3 separate regions of the Homo sapiens genome follow, and all the other regions are linked to region 1. A link is a contact called in ENCODE Hi-C or POLR2A ChIA-PET data. All regions are on one chromosome and are shown on one strand. The core of a region is the stretch at or near the end of the contact, and the rest is flanking DNA. Distances in the headings are between cores, read along the strand shown.

Evidence for each region. Hi-C counts contacts between places; a loop is a spot of excess contacts on that map. ChIA-PET counts read pairs that join two places held with the same protein, here RNA polymerase II (POLR2A). Pooled maps may share reads with other maps.
Region 2: a loop to region 1 is called in a map of heart left ventricle, with 2.4 times the contacts of the local background. The contact joins the promoter of LCLAT1 here to the promoter of LINC01936 in region 1. A Hi-C loop is called at or near these places in 21 of 168 maps with a recorded cell type or tissue (B cell, CD4-positive, alpha-beta T cell, CD4-positive, alpha-beta memory T cell and 11 more), 32 of 37 single-sample maps with no recorded cell type and 24 of 50 pooled maps. POLR2A ChIA-PET finds 5 or more read pairs at or near these places in 17 of 52 experiments (B cell, CD4-positive, alpha-beta T cell, CD4-positive, alpha-beta memory T cell and 13 more).
Region 3: a loop to region 1 is called in a pooled map, with 2.1 times the contacts of the local background. The contact joins the enhancer-like site here to the promoter of LINC01936 in region 1. A Hi-C loop is called at or near these places in 19 of 168 maps with a recorded cell type or tissue (B cell, CD4-positive, alpha-beta T cell, CD4-positive, alpha-beta memory T cell and 11 more), 10 of 37 single-sample maps with no recorded cell type and 24 of 50 pooled maps. POLR2A ChIA-PET finds 5 or more read pairs at or near these places in 16 of 52 experiments (CD4-positive, alpha-beta T cell, CD4-positive, alpha-beta memory T cell, CD8-positive, alpha-beta T cell and 11 more).

What each region holds. Positions count from the first base shown.
Region 1 is chr2:30,344,183-30,348,665 of GRCh38, forward strand. It overlaps LINC01936 (long intergenic non-protein coding RNA 1936), which reads left to right and starts at 2,464. Exons shown (of 2, transcript NR_122048.1): 1 at 2,464-2,933.
Region 2 is chr2:30,444,976-30,449,458 of GRCh38, forward strand. It overlaps LCLAT1 (lysocardiolipin acyltransferase 1), which reads left to right and starts at 2,271. Exons shown (of 6, transcript NM_001002257.3): 1 at 2,271-2,408. RefSeq lists enhancers at 1,961-2,698, 2,002-2,071, 2,112-2,171, 2,382-2,501, 2,699-3,435.
Region 3 is chr2:30,419,956-30,424,438 of GRCh38, forward strand. No RefSeq gene overlaps it. Among named protein-coding and RNA genes, the nearest start is that of LCLAT1, 25 kb to the right of the region's middle. Within about 2 kb of position 2,641, at least 16 of the 41 ENCODE cell types and tissues checked have a DNase peak (open chromatin) inside an H3K27ac peak, as active enhancers do; they include B cell, CD4-positive, alpha-beta T cell, CD8-positive, alpha-beta T cell and 3 more, where a contact is called at or near this core.

The DNA of each region.
Region 1 (4,483 bases), core at 1,214-3,713:
GCTATAGATTTCAGCTCCCAAAGCCATGAGCCCAGGTCAGAATGGGCCTGGAAACCTAAAAGAAGGCAGATTGCGGGCAGGCTGGAAGGATGCAAACTACCCTATGTCTTTACCCTATATGTTATCAATTGCAATTCAAAAACAGATTTGGGGGAAAGCCCTACCACATCAAATGTACACACTGATAATAATACACACCCTAATCTCATAAATACTAAATAGTGAAAAACATATCCCCTGAGAATTCACCATTTATTGGGAACTTAAACTTCATAGCATAATATCTATAACCTCATTTTATTCTAGTAGCAATCCTCTGTGGAAACCCACAGGTTTGGAAACCTGCCTCAGGTTACCTGACCATATTAAGTGGTAAAGTTGGATTTTAAATGGGAACTCAGTGTCCTCTAACTGGGATATGTATCAAATTCCAGAGGGTAATTAGGCAAAAATAATAATCAGGAAACCAATTTCCAGATCCTCAACTTGCATCGGCCTTCTTCCCTAAAATGGAGTTATCTGAGAATAAGACTGAATTAACACACTAAGGCTTTTTCCGTTTTACAAAAGAAAGGGGACCCAACGTGGGGAATGACTCCATGAATAATTCCATAGCTCACAGGGCCTCTGCATCCTTGTACTGGTGGTGAGAATAATAACAATTTTTGGCCGGGTGCGGTGGCTCACGCCTGTAATCCCAGCACTTTGGGAAGCCGAGGCGGGTGGATCACGAGGTCAGGAGATCGAGACCATCCTGGCTAACACGGTGAAACCCCGTCTCTACTAAAAATACAAAAAATTAGCCGGGTGTGGTGGTGGGCGCCTGTGGTCCCAGCTACTCGGGAGGCTGAGGCAGGAGAATGGCGTGAACCCAGGAGGCAGAGGTTGCAGTGAGCCGAGATCGTGCCACTGCACTCCAGCCTGGGCGACACAACAAGACTCCATCTCAAAATAAATAAATAAATAAATAAAATAACAATTTTCATTTAATGACTTTGTTCTTCATTCCCCCTGCTCTTGGGGGAGAATCCTACAAGAGCAAAAAAAAAAAGTATAAAATACGAAAAACGGCTTTTTCCATGTATGTAAATGTGATCAATAAAATACTCTGAAGCATAAGAAAATAATATGTCAGGATAAAAATCTGTGAAGGAAGTAGGAATAGTAATAAGAGTTCCAGGAGATAAAAAGAAAGATGTAAAATTCCTGAATGCCAATCAGCTTTTTCATAAATTTTAAAATGGATGATAGGGGCTACCAAATTGTCGATGTTACATTCCACTGGATCCATTTTAAAGTGTGAAGTCACAGTAGGTTTTAAATATCAATATTTACAATAAGCCAGAAACCACAGTTTTTGCAGCTACTTAACTTTTGAACTTCATTTTTTAAATGTGCTGGGGGTAGACAGTGGATAGCTTTACAAAATTCTGTTAGGGGTACATACATAAACAAGTAAGGCATGGGCCCTACCTGTCTGACGACACTCTCTCTGCTTTTTCCACTTCTCTAAGTTGGCCTCTAAACAGCACCTTCTCAGCACTTGGGTAATAATGACATCAAAAAGCAATGAAGGCCAGGTGCGGTGGCTCCTGTCTGTAATCCCAGCACTTTGGGAAGCTGAGGCAGGTGGATCATTTGAGGTCAGGAGTTCGAGACCAGCCTGGCCAACATGGTGAAACCATGTCTCTACTAAAATTACAAAAAAAATGAGCTGGGAGTGACGCTGCATGCCTGTAATCCCAGCTACTCAGGAAGCTGAGGCATGAGAATCACTTGAACCCCCGGGGAGGCGGAGGTTGCAGTGAGCCAAGATCGCACCACTGCACTCCAGCCTGGGTGACAGAGCAAGACTCTGTCTTAAAAAAAAAAAAAAAAAAAAAAAAGCAAAGAAGAAGTAAGCAACTCCCCCTCCTCCCATATCCTAGGAAGTACAGAGAAAACTATTCTATATGGGTTGAGCCCCTATTATGGGGCAGGTCCTATTTGGGGCATTGAATTCATCTGTCTTTATTGCTCTAATAGGGACACTATCACTCCCATTTTACTGATGAGGAAATGGAGGCTCAGAGGAACACATAAGCTGTTTATGGACTTACAGCTGCTACAGCTTACAGCTGGTAAGCACCAGAGCCAGGATTCAGCCCAGCTCTGGCTTAATCCAAAGCCAGTGCTTCTCCATGATATCATCCATGCTGCCTCCAGAAATCAGAGCAGAATTAGGGGCCACCTTGGTTTTATTTTCTTTCTCTGATAAAAGTGAAGTAGGGCACAAGACCCTGCCCAGTTCTTTTCCTACAGGCCTTTGAACATTCCCCAGCAAAGTGAGAAGGGAAAGCTCAGGGCTACCTCCAGTGCTAGCGCAGAGGGCGGGAGTATCAGCTGGCTGGCTGGAGCTGGCCAAGCCCCTCCTCTCCTCCTCCTGCTTCCCCCTCCATCCAGGCTCCACCGGGAACCTGTCCCAGACGCCTACCCCGCCTGAGCCAGAGGAAGGGAGGAAAACAATAGCAAAAACCAGGACCCTTCGGACTTGCCGCTGAATGGGGATTTTCGTCGGATGTTGAGTTTACCTGGAATGCCCCGGTGTTATTTTGGGAAGGCAGACATCCCACGGAAACAATGAAGTGGAAAAGAAAACAGCTAAAGCAAAATCTAGAGCCCAGTTTTTGCCAAACCAGCCCCACGTGGGCTGGGCAGGCTCTGGAAGCCCAAGTCAGGCCGATGAAGAGCGGCTGAGGCCGTGGGGATCTGGTTTACCAGGAGGGCACATGGAGGATGCAAGAAAAGGAAGAGCCGTATTCAAGTCCCCACTTCAGTGATGAGGCAGAAAGACCCTGCGCCTGACCACGTGGGAACAGCCTGCAGTGAGCGGTGACGCCGCCTGGCTTGAGCTAAGTGCTGGGCTCCACCATTCATTGGCTGAGTGACCTTAGGCAAGTCACTTAACCTCTCAGAGCTTCCTTATCCTCATGTAGAAGATGGAGGTGGGGCGCGGTGGCTCACGCCTGTAATCCCAACACTTTGGGAGGCCGAGGCGGGTGGATCACCTGAGGTCAGGGGTTCAAGACCAGCCTGGGCAACATGGCAAAACCCCATCTCTACAAAAAATACAAAAATTAGCCCGACGTGATGGTGCGTGCCTGCAGTCCCAGCTACTTGGCAGGGCGAGGTGGGAGGATCACTTCAGCCGGGGAGGCAGAGGCTGCAGTGAGGCATGATTGCACCACTGCATTCCAGCCTGGTCAATAGAGCGGGACCCTGTCTCAAAAAAAAAAAAAAAAAAAAAAAAAGGCAGTGGGAGTGGGAGTGATTTGCTTTAAAGGAACAGAGGAAAGATAAAATATATCTCTATATAATTATATACATTATATATAATATATTTACATATTTTATATATATAAATATATATATATATGTCCTTAGATATAGGTGTATATTTTCATATATAATTGATGAGAATTATAGATTATAGAGAGCAGTCATCTGGGAAAAAGTTTACAAACTGCTATCAGGCACTGGAGAGAATTTACTCAGGAGAAAAGGCCTAGGGAAGAAGGAAAGAGATAAAGTCCACTGAGCTAGCAGGGGCTGAAAAGGGAGAAGATCCTTCGAAGCTCCCTGTGCATGGTTTGACTTTGGTTTGCAGCACCAGCTCCTCCCATGCATAATATTACATAGTATTCTGGCTCTCTATGGCCCCTGCAAGACATAATTTATTTTTAGGGATTTATTGAGAATCTGTTGAATGCATTGCACCACGCCAGCATGGCAGGGAATCAGGAGCTAAGTCAAAAGGGTCCCCAAGAGCTGCTTCCTGGCTGTCACCAAGTCCTCAAGCCGCTGAGCTCACCTTTTCCTTTAGCGTCCGGGTCAACTGCCTGGTGCTCTCTTCCCACTTGCAGTCAGAATTTCAAGCCTTTTTTCATCCTCCTGTTCCAACCCCTGGGAATTCTGCAGAGCAACATGTCTCCCAATCTCATTTCTTGTTTAGACTGGGAGAATTGTGATAGACACCCTCATAGATGTGTCCCCTGCAGATGTCGTCTGCTTTCCATGCGGCCTCATCCCACACATGATGTGTCCCTCTCCCCATACTCCCTAAAGAAGCACTGACCCGAGACAGCTGACGGAACCAACATTTACCCTTTGGTAGGAGCAGGGGATGACCGATGACTGTGAAGTACAGGAGAGGGAACAGTTCACACCACTGCCCTGTGCTTCCTTGGCCAATCCTCCTCAGGGACCTCCTCTGCCAGCCATTCTAGTGCTCCCGGTTCCACCCACTGCCATGTTGTCCACAGACACTGTCTCCTCTTCTCCCCTCTTCCAGACTCTACCATCCCTCAAGAGGCAACATCATCATACCTCTTTCCTTTTGACCTTCCAAGGACCCTTGGAAGTTTCTGTTAGTCTTTTATATGGAGCAATTCAACCCGCCTTTGCTCCAACCCTCTCCCATCAAGGACTCTTCGGTGTAATTCTT
Region 2 (4,483 bases), core at 1,021-3,520, 100 kb after region 1:
TAAAGTGCACAATAAATGTAATGTGGTTGAATCATCCCGAAATCACCCCCTTCACCCTTCACCCCGTTCATGGAAAAACTGTCTTCCACGAAAGCAGTCCCTGGTGCCAAAAAGGTCGGGGACTACTTCTCTGGATGTCTTGATGAAATACATACATTTCAGACGCGGATAAACCCCACAAAAATTCAGGAGCTTGCTACATTGGTGATATTTTAAAATAATTATTTAAAAAACTGGGGGGGTAGTTTTAGACTTAGGAGAGATGTAAAGAGAGTACAGGGATTTTTCCATATATTCTTTACCTAGCTTCCCCTTATGTCAACATCTTGTGTAAGCATAGAACATGTATCAAAACAAAGAATGATCCTGGTACAATAGCATTATGTAAACTATACATCATTTTGGATGCTGAAGTGGTCCAATGATCTTGGGCACGTCAAGACATTTTCCCCAGAATGAAAAACATGTTACTACACCTTGCACCTCTGCCAAAAAGAAAGAAGCATGACACTTAGCAGATCTCTGAGTTTAGAAATCAGCATATTTTGCCCTTGGGAATTCTGTTCCTATCCCTTTAGCAGTTGACGTGGAAGGTGGCTACTGATCAGTAGCTCAGATCAAGAACGGGCTCAGGGCCAGGCGCGGTGGCTCAAGCCTCTAATCCCAGCACTTTGAGAGGCCAAGGTGGGTGGATAGCTTGAGCTCAGGAGTTCGAGACCAGCCTGGCAACATGTTGAAATCCTGTCTCTACAAAAAACACAAAATTAGCTGGGCATGGTGGCAGATGCCTGTAGTTCCAGTTAGTCTGGAGGCTGAGGTGGGAGGATTGCTTGAGTCCAGGAGGCAGGGGTTGTAGTGGGCCACAATCATGCCACTGCACTCCAGCCTAGGTGACAGAGCGAGACCCTGTCTCAAAAAAAAAAAAAAAAAAAAAAAAAGCAAAGAAAAGAAAAAAGAAAGAGCCCAGCACTGTCCTCTGTGGTTAGGGCGGTAAGGGCAACCTTGCCTCTTGGGCTGTATCACCGGACACACCTCACAATGCTAGAGCTCTCTGCAATGGAGCTGCAAAGGCTATGAGGAACCTCCGGCAAGCCCCCAAAGAACCACAGTAGAGCCCTTGAAGGTTCTGGAGCATAGCCAGGCCAACTCTTAACAACAACAAAAAAGAATTGGGAGATCTTTTATTCCAGTAATCTTATTTTAAAGGTAAAAAGGAGGCCTAAAGTCATAGGCATAATTGGCAGAATTGACTTTTGTTCTGGTGTTTCTCTCTGTAGTCATTCTTCACTTTCTGATGCAATTTTAGCACATCTTAAATATTAAAATGTTTTGGAACAAACTTAGAGAAATTATGAAGCTAATTTAGGAAAAGAGCACAAGAATCTTTGATTTACAGGCAATTTGGGGATATAATTTAGCTATATTGAAGCTATGCAGCCAACATGTAGATGGTCATTATTATTACACCATAAATTTTGTGAGGTCAGGAACCTTGTAATTTTAAAAATATTCACTCTGTGCTTTGTTGAATAAACGGATAAAACGTATAGACATACATGAACTACTGATGAGTGGCTGTGTGTGATGTGTAGCTATGTTTATTATTTTTAAGATTCTTATTGTATTTGTTGAAGGCCAAGTTGAGGAGGGAATTGCTTAAGGGAAATGAAAAGGGGTTTAACCACAGTCCCCACCATTCAGGGGCATGCAATCTAGTAGGTTAGGGGACAGGACAGACACACCATGATAGGTGATCGAGACCTTTTAAGAGCAGTGTGATGAAATTGCTATGGGAACTGGGAGGAAACATTTTCTAGGACTGGGGAAACACTGAGTGTGCTAGAAAAACTTTGTGCTCCTGATCAGGGAACCTGGGTTCTATAACTGCTTCTACTACTGATTTGTCCTGTGACTTCGCGCACCAAATTTAGGCTTGTAAATTAAACTCCCAGATTTCTGTTTTCCATTTTGCAGCTCTAGGGGTTGAATGAACCATTAGGTTCCCTCGGACAAATGACCTCCGCTAATTTCCTATTTCGTTGTTTTCTCACCCCTACACCCCACCGTTCCGTGGGTCCCTCCTCTCCAGGAGGCCAGACGAGGAAATAAGCGAGGCCTCTTTAAAGGAGCTCTCAAAGAAAGGTACCCGGGGTATCCCGGGCTGTGGAGCAAGCGCGGGGCGCCGGGGACCCGGGTTTCCCACGCAGCCGGGGACGCCGTTGCGTCACGGCGCCTGCAGCCAATCAGGACGTAGCCTTCCGGGACGCATTACTAGGGCGACGGCCGGACGCCTCCGCGTTACGGGATGAATTAACGGCGGGTTCCGCACGGAGGTTGTGACCCCTACGGAGCCCCAGCTTGCCCACGCACCCCACTCGGCGTCGCGCGGCGTGCCCTGCTTGTCACAGGTGGGAGGCTGGAACTATCAGGTGGGGTTACGGCGCGAGGAAAATGGCGGCGGCCGGGGGATCTCAGAGGTGCAGGAAGGGGAGCTGCAGCCCGGGCTTTTCCTCCTGAGCCATGGACCTTCCCCGGGCCGCGACCTCGGGTAACGGCCACTGGCCTGGCATTTGGGGTCCCGGTGCAGGTGGCGGTAGCGTCGCTGGCTCAGGTGGAAGGAGGCGCGGGGAAGCGACTCCTGGAGGCTGGCTGAGGCGTCAGGTGCTGAGGGGCCGCGCGAGCGGCGAGGGCGAGGTAGCCGCGGGGCGAAGAGGGTCCCGTCGGTGTTTACGCTAGGAGCGTCAAAACCTTCCTCCTGCGACCTCAGCGGGTCTGGGAGCTGCACTGTCCCGGAACGCAACCTGAGGTCTGACCCTGTTAAATCCCATGCACTAAAACGTCTCAAGTGGTCACCACGTGCGGGGCTTCGACGAGAGCCGTGGAGAGCAGGGGCTGGGGTTGTCTTCCCTGCGAGTCCTGCAGGCGCCAAAGGCCTGCCTGTAGGTGCCAGAGTGGCAGTGCCGCGAAAAGAAAGGTAGGCCCTAGCCAGGGCGGATGCCAAACCTGATCTTTAAGGTGTATCGTAGCTTCTAATTGCCCATTTGAAGAAAAGAAGTTGAAAGATAAGGCACTTAGATGTGGTTGTGGAGATGTTTTGCTTTCTTGTACTTCCCTGGTTCAGGTGGCTTCCCTGGAAATACTGCATCTGCCTTTAAAGTTCATTAACTGTGTTTCTTGTGTACATGGCAGTAGATGAGATTAGGGATTGAAGTCACTTTAAGTCCAAGAAAAGTATTGAAGATATGTGTTGAAGGCATTACCAAGATGAAATATTTATTCATATCATTAACTTATTTGTTCAAAGAAACGTCATCTCATGAAGTATAACTACGTGGGTTAGTTTTCAAAAAACTGACTTGATGAAAGCCCTTTTTGTAAAACATATTTTTTGAGAGTAAGTAAAAATACATCATCACTTTTTCGTTTAGGTTTCTGTTGCACATTGTACTTTGATATGCTTGATATGACAGATAAGCATAATGTTAACTGACTTTTGTTTTTGGTAGTAGGCTTGATTTTATGGAGTAGTACCTTGTTCTGTAACTGAGAAAAACGTAATAGCGCTTGTGTTTCAGTCATCAATAGCTGCAATCTCTGGAGTGCCAACTATGTGTCAGTTTCTGTGAAAGCTAGGCTTCTCCTACTTTTTAATTTGAACACATGGTCGTCTGCATCTGCCCCCACCAGGTCTTTAGGCTGGCTGTTGCTGACAACCAGGAGGAAGCAATGGGGAAAACCCAAAAGATTCTTCCAAACTGGATCCATGGAGATTTGGTCAGTTTGTCCTGGGGTTGAGGTTATGGGTGGATTCTAGTCCAAACTCTGCCACTTAAAAATATCTTAGGGTAATCATACAACTTCACTATTGGTGTCTTATCTCTAAAGTGAGTATTTCTTATTCAAACAATCTCATTGCACTGTTGGGAGGAAAAAGAAAAGACAGTATGTGTGAAAGGGCTTTAAAAAGTTAAAAAAACAGTGAAAATATTTGAAATTTATTCCTCTGCATTCATGTACTCTGCCAGGCACTGAATCCGGGGACTTATATGTGCCAACTCAGTCATCTAGCATCACTGTGAGGCGGATACATTTATTATCTTTATTTTGCAGATGAGGAAACTGAAGCACATTGAAGTTTAAGTAATTTGTCCATATCACACAATTAGCATTGTGTTTCCAGCCTGTGTTCTTACTGTCTTACTACCACCATGCCTACTATCTTCCTATGACATACAGATGTGTTATGTATTAAGGGGAAACATTAATTCATGTACAAATTTTTCATTTTTAATATATATATTTTTCTTTTTCAAAGGCTCTAGCAATGTCCTAGAATGAACACATATTTCAAGCCAGTAGTTTTGTTTGTGATCTTGTGTAAATAATAATCATGGTTTATTCCATTGGCGTCCAATAGTGATTTGTGTGGTAACAATTACATTTACTTTGGTTAAGTGGTATATTCTTCTTACTTGTGTTGCCC
Region 3 (4,483 bases), core at 1,391-3,890, 76 kb after region 1:
TTGCTGTGCCCCTTTTGTTCAGCGTTTAGTTTATTATCAATTTTGACTATTAAACAAAATTTAAACAAAATTTAAATGTCAGTCATGAAGCTTTTCTGTTTTTGATTTCTTCCTTAGTATAAACTCTTTGGAGAGCAACATTAAGCTCAAAGGGTGTGAATATTTTTATGGGTTTTGATATGCATTGTCATTTTATTTTCAAACAGCTTGTAAGAATTCACACTGGCATCAGTAATGTATGACTCCAGTGTCACCCACAACCAGACCATCATTGGCCGTCACATTTTAACTTCTCTTAACTTAACAATGTAAATTGATGTTTCAATGTTGCTGTAGTCTACATTTATTTAATTATAAAGACAAATTTTTTCTGGGGTTTGTGGGCAATCTATATTTCTTGTTTGTAAATTACTTATTCATTTTCTTATTCACCCATTGAAATCTTAATGTTTTATTTTATATTTTTTAATGAGTAATTTTTAAAGTATCAGTACTCTTTACCATAATTGATAAAAATATTTCTGCAGACTCTGTTGCCATTTTATATTAGAGTTACCAGTTTTCATTACTTGAAAGCTCTTAAAATATTTATTTGGGCCTGTCAATCTTCATGATTTATTCTATTGCTCCAAAATTGAGAACCTATTTCTCTATTGATCTGGCTGTTTTATGCTGAATTTTTGTAGTTTTGTCGTATAATTTGTCTATTTATGTATAATTCTTAGCCCAATTGCCATTTTCTAGATGATATAAAGAATTGATCTAAACAAAACATTTTCCAAATTTATGACCAGTGATACTCCTAGTTCTCATTAAATAATCTTTTCTTACTCTCATATTTATCACATTTTAAATTTATGTAGTGAGAGTGAGTTCTGGATCCTTTTTGTGGTTGTTTCGATATAATTTCCCTTTTTTTGTGGTAAGAATCACAAAAACATTTTGTTTTAATTATTTCTGTGTGTTTTTCTTGATATCTCTGCTGTTGATTACATTGACTGGCATGCAGTATGTGTTCAACTGATTTTTACTGACCTGTATCACATTTACAATATATACACATACCTTCTAAGTTTCGATCTTGAGTATTTTTCAATTTAAAAAAATCCATTACTGGCTGATTGAGTCACACCTAGAAATCTTTTTCTCTGTTATCTCCAGAGCATCTCAATTCCTCCCCACCTTCATTTGTTGCCACATTCTTTTGGGAAGTCTGAGAAGTTGAGATAGCAGAATGTGCAAGTAGGGAGGCTTCCAGGTTACTTTCTCAACCTAGTCCTTGCAGCATCCCCACCCCCACGAAGCAGGCAATCTCTTTGCAAGCAGGATGGGGAAGCTCAGAGAATGTCACTGACTTGCTCAGAGTCACACAGCTTGGAGTTATGGTTCAAACTTGGATCACCTGGCTCTGAGTTTGGTATTCATACACATCGCTGACTTTATAGATCTTAAAGTTTTTTGTCTTAGTTATCTAGGCAGTACAGCTAGTAAGTTAGTGAATATTTTTAGGCCAAAGGCTGACATAATGAGATTTGTTTGGAAGGGGCATTCTGGCAGAACACCCACAATAAGATGTAAGAGATATAGCACAACTCCCACCTAGAACTATTTCTCACCACATCACAGGCTGCAGGTGGAGATGCATGGCAACGTTGAGGGAACTCAGACACCCAATCTGATGCACGGCATACCAGGAGGTGGGGAGGGGATCTGCAGAGACCTTTCACTGAGTTTTGGCACACAGACTGCTAAAGGAAAGCCTCCGTGGTGGGCTTGAACATGAGCATAGAAGAGCTCTTTTTAAACACAGGCCTTGAGCTGACTACAGGGGTCACAGGCAGAATAGCAAACAGAGACAAGACTATAAATAGCAGCTGCAGCTGGAAAGCAAAAGACAGGCCTGACCTGTGCATAGTATAGAAAGGACCTCAGGCAAGCCATCAGTCTCACCCTATTGCTCCCTCCCCTTGCAGAGGCCCCTCCCCACAACAGGCATCCTCAGCTCCAGCAGAGAAAGACTATGCATTATCACTGGAAGAGCTGTGAACCTGAACAGATTTCGTCCTCCCCAATCTAAGGAGTTAAAACTTAAAACACGGCGAGTCGACTTCAGATCTGGGGACAAGGCTCCTCCGAGTCCACCCTGCAGGGCTGTGAGCCGATCCTTTATTTCTGCTTGGTTGTCATTGTTCAGTTCTGTCTGCTTAGCCAGATTGGAAATGGTTAGCTGGAAAAAATTATGGTGCTGTCTAACATGATGTAACAAGATGTCATCTTCTAGCTCCAACGCATAAAATGGATTTACAGGAAGGAGAGGAGAAAAAAAAAAAAAGAGCAAAGCCCCAGGGAGCGCTTGACTCAGATAAAAACCACTGGGTTTTGTTTGTGAATGTCTAAAAGCTGCATGTTATTTTACTTAGAAGAACATGAGAACAGACTGGCATTTCAGGGGAAACAAAAGTTGTGGGCTACACAGCCCAGAGGAAAAGTGTGCTGAAAAAACTAAAACTAATATTCATTTCATATTGCACACATATACAAACACACCACAAACCCTATCTACCAATCACACAGACACATAAAATATGTGCCACAAATACCACCCCCGCCCCCAACACACACACAGGGCATACACACAGGAACACATACCACACCCCTTCTAAGCCTCGCCCAGGCATGACATGCACTCACCACCCACACACATTGTCGCATATCCTCTAGCATCGCCCCAACACCCTTGCCACAGTGACAAATACACTCATTCTTTTTACTCAAGAATCCTTTAATTCCTATATCACTGAGCCATGCAGGTGAGCATATATTCTGGGTCTAAGCTTTTCAGAGCTCCCTTTTATGAAGACACATACTGGAAAAGACATAGTGGAAAGAGGGTCAAAGGTTTTGTGGTTCTTTTTAAATATACAGTGGTTCTAGAAAGGCACATTCTAAGCCAATCCTAATATACTGCAGGGAAGTAACATGAATAAGAAAAGATATAATAGGGGCCGGGGGCAGTAGCTTATGCCTGTAATCCTAACACTTTGGGAGGCCGAGGCGGGTGGATTGTCAGAGCTCAGGAGTTCGAGACCAGCCTGGGCAACATGGCAAAACTCTGTCCCTACTAAAAATACAAAAAAGTAGCCAGGCATGGTGGCACATGCCTGTAGTCCCAGCTACTCCAGAGGCTGAGGCACAAGAATTGCTTGAACCTTGGAGGTGGAGGTTGCAGTGAGCCAAGATCATACCACTGCACTCCAGCCTGGGGGACAGAGCAAGACTCTGTCTCAAAAAAAAAAAAAAAGAAGATATGATAGGATTCCGTGGTCATTTGTGTTCCTTAGAACTCCATTACTTTCTTTCTACATTTGAAGCAAGTTCTCATGTTGCCTCGGGGGACTGTCAGTGCCTCAATTATACACATACACCGAAAATAATGGCATAGAAGGAAAGGGAAAGATTGGGCAACCCATAGTCTTTTTAGACCTTCTTCCCTCATCAGCATGCCAAAGGCAGGCGGTGTTGGTAGGATGTCATATATTAGGAAATGAAATAAAAATCATTGAATTAGTTTTATGCAGAGTTTTCACTGTTCTGCTAAAAACTAAGTCCATACACATGTATGAGCTATAAAATATGAATTTTGTAATTTCATTAAACACTCTTATGCCTATATTTAAAACTGGCATTATACAACATAAACATAAATGATAAAATTTATGGTGACAATTTTTAAATGATCATTTTTCTTAGAAGGATCTTATATAGCAAATTTTAAAATGCCATGACAAGTTGAGAGGGAAACTGCAGAAAACAAACAAAAAAGCTTTATATTTTAGTACCTTTAACAACACTCTTCTCCTGCTATTTGAACAAAAGACCCCAAATCTCCATTTTCCATGGAGCCTCACTAATTCTCCAGCAGGCCTGAGTATCTATCCTTTTTTTTTTTTTTTTTTTTTGAGACAGAGTCTTGCTCTGTCGCCCAGGCTGGAGTGCAGTGGCGCGATCTGGGCTCACTGCAAGCTCTGCCTCCCAGGTTCATGTCATTCTCCTGCCTCAGCCTCCCGAGTAGCTGGGACTACAGGCTCCCACCACCACGCCCAGCTAATTTTTTTGTATTTTTAGTAGAGACTTGGTTTCACCGTGTTAGCCAGGGAGGTCTCGATCTCCTGACCTTGTGATCCGCCTGTATCGGCCTTCCAAAGTGCTGGGATTATAGGCATAAGCCAACGTGCCCTGCCTATCTATCCTTCTTATAAGAATGTCAGCTCCACCTGAGTAAGAGTTTATCTGTTTTACCACTGTTGATAAAACAGCTCCTATATTAGTGTCGAGAACATAGTAGGCTTTCAATACACAATTTTTGAGTACATAAATGATTGAATAAATTAATGTAAGCCCAAAATGCCATCCCTGTTCATCTGAAGGCAGAATGAGTCAGAATGCCTGGCACAAACTGCATATTTCATTCTAGAACCAGCCT